Linked DNA regions of Homo sapiens: region 1 is linked to region 2. Evidence: chromatin contacts called from ENCODE Hi-C or POLR2A ChIA-PET data. All regions are on one chromosome and are shown on one strand. Each heading gives the region's core, a stretch centred on a gene start or an enhancer-like site at or near the end of the contact. The rest is flanking DNA. Distances are from core to core; before and after follow the strand shown.

Region 1 (2,700 bases), core at 199-2,698, 270 kb before region 2:
ATTTTTAAATACCTCTTTATTAATACTAAATGCATCACAATTAACATAAACCAAAAGGTGCTTTAATATACTCCTAGGAAAGACGAATACAGATGGTTATTTGGGAACATCAGTTGGAATAAAGACCCCATCACAAACTATTCATCTCAAATGGTTATAGCAGAGAAAATGGAATACTCCTTTTTCCTTGGAAAGGCCTTGTGCAGTTTCAAAATCTGGTTTCAAAAGTCAGAAACCACTTTTCACCCTGGTAGGAGGAGGGGCACCAACGTATCTTTATACACCACCACCCCAGATTGGCAATATCCCTAAGATTCCCCAAGCATCCACAGCAGCGAGTGTACCTAATACGTATACACACACAGGTAGAGATGGGTACACAGAGCCAATAAACTGGTCCTCTGGAAATTAGAGAAAACATGATAAATGACTCTTTCTCCCTCGTTCTCCTTTCCTCTCAATCACTGCCTTCTGCACCTTATCTTTCTACTCTTGTCAGCAAGGAAGACCAACCCCCCTTGCGGGGGACTCGCAATCATTCCTTTGGGTTTTTCACACAGCAAAGTGAGAGCGACCGCTGGGGTTGCGTGCGTCAGGATTTGTTTTTTCTGTATTGCTATCCCCCCCATCCCCCGCCACCCCAGCCTCCCAAGCCTATACTTACTAGAGGGTGGCCTAAGGTCTGGGGAGATGGGATTGGTGCTGGGGGGATGGGACGGGAAAGCAGAAATTGGGCCACTGGCGCTCTAAGTCGGGTTCTTCCCCATTTCCATCCCTCCCTCCACTTCCCACCTTCCACCTTAGATACCTTTTACCAAGAGGCACCCCTGGGCCCATCCCTCCCTCCTTCCCCCACCGCCACCAGTCCCACCCTCTGCCGCCCCCCTCCGGGATGCCCCCAGGGCTGTCAGGGGGCAGCGCCCTTACCAGGCTCATGGACGCCAGGGTTGTCGGACAGCTCGATGACCAGGAGCTCCCGGCCCTCGAAGCTGCGCCCCACCGTGTAAATCCTGCTGATGGCGGTGCACTGCAGCCACACGGACACGAGCGCCTCGCGCAGCTCGGGGTAGCGGTGGTACTCGAAGGAGATGCCGTCCTCTTGCTGCAGCCGCCGGCGCCGCCTCATGCCCGCCGCGGGCGCCCCGGGCTCCTGGGCTTCGGCGCCCAGGAGCCACCCGCAGGCAGCCAGTGCCCCGCACAGAGCCAGCAGCGCGCTGCCCCCTCGCCCGGCCATCGCTGCGCTCCGCCGCCGCCGGCCGTGCCTTCCTACGCGGGCGGCCTCTTTTGTCTGCCCGGCCCTGGGCTTAGCCCGCCGGCGCTGCTGGGGGCGGCAAGTTCCGCACCAGCCTCTACTCGCCTCACCTTCCCCGGCTGAATGAGTGTCAGCCCGCGCACTGGGGCCACCCAGAGGAGACGGGCAAAGCCGCGGCTCCACGGGCTGCACTACTGGCCGCGGAGCCCAGGGGAGCTGCAGGAGAAACCACTGCGAGGAGGGGGCCGGCGGAGAGACGGGCCGGCGTGGATCTGGGAGGGCTGCTGGCGTTATTTGCTGGCTCGGAACCACGTCAACAGCCAAATGGCGTCCGGGACGACGCAGGTGAAATGACAGCTAAGGTCCGGGGTTCGGGAACGTTACTGTCATTGAGACACCCATGACCCACCCACGTCACTGCGTATGGAAAAAATATTCTTGTATTGTTAGTGGAGCCTTTTAAAGGGACATCTATTCCAAGCCTACCAGTTTCCATCTTGATCCACCAAGAATTAGAGAATATTCCAGAAAAAAGGAAGTACTGGCAGCCACTTGCCATCTCCTGATGCGTCTTTCATAATTGTATCAAGAGTCAAAACACAAACCCAAGGGTTGGGTTTTCATTTATTAGAAGGTCTTGCTGGAAATCAGAACATTAAGTGCTTTGATTTAGAGGTTTAAGAGAATAGAAATGCTTTCTTCCAATTTGTAGATACTGTCCTTAATTGTATTTATGCACATTCCTAGATTCTTCCAGAAAACAAACAGACAAAATAAATAAGGCAATGTCATATGGCTGTGCCTGCACCAGCCCTCCTCTTTAATACTATGGGGAAAATAAGTACAACTCTGCTGATGCTTTAGACAAAGGATTTAGTTTGGCATTAAGATTAAATCCTGTTAAGAAAACTCTGATGATGACATGACACCTCCGTTCCTTTTGCAAAGCTATTGTAAAAATAAAAAATCATTTACAGCTTTAAATATCCACCCCTTAGTCGGGATTTATATTCCTGGAGCAATGTCTGGAGCAGATGTTACTCTAAAGAGGCTGCTGTTTGGATTCAGGGACAGCACAAATCTAAATTAATAAATAATCCATTGGGTATTGCAACCGAGCAGGAAAAGTGGACACCATGCGGGTAATTTTCCATGTTAAGCTTCTTTGTTTTTCTAAACTTGTTCATTCTTCACCTGTTTAACAATGCATTGCACATAATAAAAACTTTTACGTGGAAAAGGAGTTAGATATTTAAGTCATCTTATTGGATCAATAAATAAAAGCACAGACATGGTTGGTAAGGTGCTGCTGGAGGGGCTGGCTTTAAACACCCCTATGTACATATACTACAGCAGCATGGATCTTCTTTTTTTTTTTTTTTTTTTTTTTGCGTTTTCGGGGAGAAACTGTCACTGTAAACACATGGCACTCAAGTTGAATTGATGTG
Region 2 (2,700 bases), core at 201-2,700:
ACACACACCCACACACAGAGCAACCAAGACAAAAAATGAACAACTAATGAATCAAGTGTGAGGGGTACATGGATGTTCATTGTATTAATCTTTCAACATTTCTGTAGGCTTGAAAATTTTCAAAATAAAATGCAGAGAAGAAAATTTGCACGTCTAGAAAAGGCTTGTGATAAATAATTCATAGAATCTCAGGATTATGAGACCAGCCTGGGCAACATAGTGAGACCTTGTCTCTACGAGAAAAAAAAGAAAAAGAAAAAAGAAGATCACGTGGAGTCTTACACCATCTCTTCCTTCACTAACATTTGCGTAGTTTTATCTCACACATCCTAAACTGGATCACACTATACTCAATGTACAAATAAGCATTAGAATGTATGAAAGTGGGCAAGACGCGGTGGCTAAACTTGTAATCCCAGCACTTTGGGAGGCCGAGGCGGGCGAGTCACCTGACCTCAGGAGTTCCAGACCAGCCTGACCAACATGGCTAAACCCTGTCTCTACTAAAATACAAAAATAGCCAGGCTTGGTGGCACGCGCCTGTAATCCTAGCTACTCAGGGGGCTGAGGCAGGAGAATGGCTTGAACCTGGGAGCCGAGATTGCACCACTGCATTCCAGCCTGGGCGACAGAGCGAGACTCCGTCTCCGCCGCCCCACCAAAAAAATGTATGAGTGTATATATTCTAACTGATATCAAAGTTCTCTCCGGGAGCTGGTAACAGAAAATTTCTTTCCTTGTTTGCTTACATTTTTACAATCATGAGCTTTTTAGAAAATGTCATTGAAGTTTTTTCTCTTTTTGAAATTCAATTTTAAAAGAAACAAGGGCCCAGTGGCTCACGCCTGTAATCTCAGTACTTTGAGAGGCTGAGGTGGGAGAACTGGCCAGGAGGCCAAGAATTCGAGGCTGCAGTGAGCCGAGGTCGTGCTAGGGCACTCCAGCGTGGGCGACAGAGCGAGACTCTGTCTTAATAAACGAACGCCGTAAGCATTCCGAACTGCTTTGTTTCCCATTGGAGAAATCTGTAAATATGTCATGGAAATTGGAATCTTTATTCTGCTCCTGTCCCTCTGCTGGCGGAGTAGGATTTTACCGCTGGTTCTACCTAGGCGTAGAGCTGTGTCTGCAAACAACCAGGCAAGACCGAAAAAAGTTAATGTTCTTAAAATATGCAAGTGGAGCCCGAAAATAGTTAAATTCTTGGACTAGGAAGGCATCCTTAAATGCTCAAGTCTCTGGGTAAGAGCGCACCGAGGGGCTGCGGCCAGAAGCCCCAGGAACCGAGGTGGTTCAGGCGGTAGCCACCGCCCACAGTCCAGGTCTTCTGGGCCGGCACACCCCTCCCACCATCTCAGCCAATCGGAGCTAAGGGGGCGGGGATCGGGCCAGCCGGAGGCGGGGCGGACGCAGGAGGGGGTGTGTCTGGGGAGGGGCCTGGCAGGTCCCAGAAGGTGGCGAGTTTCGCGGCCAGAGGCTTACAGGTCCAGGTGGAGAGGCCGGGCTGGCCAGGGCTTCGGCCTCCGGCGTCGGGAAATGGCGGCGGGGGGCAGGATGGAGGACGTGAGTGCACGGAGGCGGCGGGCGGTTGGCCCCGGAATCCGCTTTTTCTTGTGCCGGGGCGCACGGGGCGGAGACTCAGAGAGGGAAGCCACCCTTGGCGACTGCGGCCGCGGCCGAAGGGGGCGCCGCCTGTGCCCGGGGAGGCCTGGGCGCGGGGCTTTGGGAGGGCTCCAGGCGGCTGTGGGATCCGCGACACGTTGGCTCCGGGCTAATTTTCCCAGTGGAGGCTGGGGTGGGCTCCTGGGCGGTGGGCGCGCGGCCCCCGGGGGTCCCAGGCTGGCGCCCAGCCCACGTGCGGGGTACGTCTTTGATCCCGGAACTGGCAGCTTCACGTGATGCGCGCCTGGCCTGACAGCCCTTCCTCCCCGCGAGTCTCCGGGAGCCGGGCCGATGGGTTCCGCTCGGACGTCCCAGGGGCACAGGGGGCGAATCTCCCTTCCTGGTGAGGTCCCTTGCCTTGGCTCTAGAGGCTGTGGACTTGGAGTGACAACGACGCTCGGGCCGGGCGCCAGCGTCCCGCAGACCTGTCGCTATCATGGCCTGGAAACCCACACGAGAGAAAAAGTGTCATGTGTTGTTTTGAATCTAGCATGGTAGGAATACAAAGGTTTTTAAATCTTTGATAGATTCAAACCAGATTACCAAAACAAAAACAAAAACAAAAAAACAAAAAACCAGTGGCCTAGTTTACAGCGTGTATAGTACAGAATGGTAGCATAATTACAAAAATCTTATTTCTTTGCTTCAGTATCGTAAGGTGTTTTTAGGAGAAACATGTATGTATGCTGAGAGTTAACTGGATTTTCCACTGGCAAGTAATAAAATTTTTGCTCTTGAGAAATGCAAAGTTGACAGTTACTGTAAAGCACTAATTTGGGTTAATAAATTAGTAGGAATATTACTGTGATCCTATCACTGAATGAACTGCATCAGGAAAAGGAAGAGAAACATGAAACAGTTCCAGCATTACGGTAGCTTAGATTCTTGTGCAGTAACCAGTTAAATAATCTTGATGAAATAAAGACCAAACAATTTCTAATGAAACTAAAATTTTCTATTTTTTCCAGTTGAGAAAATGGAAAATTAACTGTAAGACCTGTAAGTAGATTTGAGACTCATATATATTTAAAGCAAAAT

The links. A loop is a pair of places that touch in the nucleus more often than their neighbours do. ChIA-PET counts read pairs that join two places held with the same protein, here RNA polymerase II (POLR2A). Pooled maps may share reads with other maps.
Region 1: a map of endothelial cell of umbilical vein shows a loop between it and region 2 (6-fold over the local background). The contact joins the promoter of CPE here to the promoter of TMEM192 in region 2. A Hi-C loop is called at or near these places in 2 of 168 maps with a recorded cell type or tissue (ascending aorta and endothelial cell of umbilical vein) and 10 of 50 pooled maps. POLR2A ChIA-PET finds 5 or more read pairs at or near these places in 4 of 52 experiments (Caco-2, HepG2 and WTC11).

The regions. Positions count from the first base shown.
Region 1 is chr4:165,377,756-165,380,455 of GRCh38, reverse strand. It overlaps CPE (carboxypeptidase E), which reads right to left and starts at 1,448. Exons shown (of 9, transcript NM_001873.4): 1 at 928-1,448. The coding sequence starts at 1,234. RefSeq lists a silencer at 1,156-1,415.
Region 2 is chr4:165,111,610-165,114,309 of GRCh38, reverse strand. TMEM192 (transmembrane protein 192) reads left to right here and starts at 1,450. Exons shown (of 6, transcript NM_001100389.2): 1 at 1,450-1,563. The coding sequence starts at 1,537. RefSeq lists enhancers at 1,095-1,154, 1,935-2,174 and silencers at 1,278-1,476, 1,645-1,904.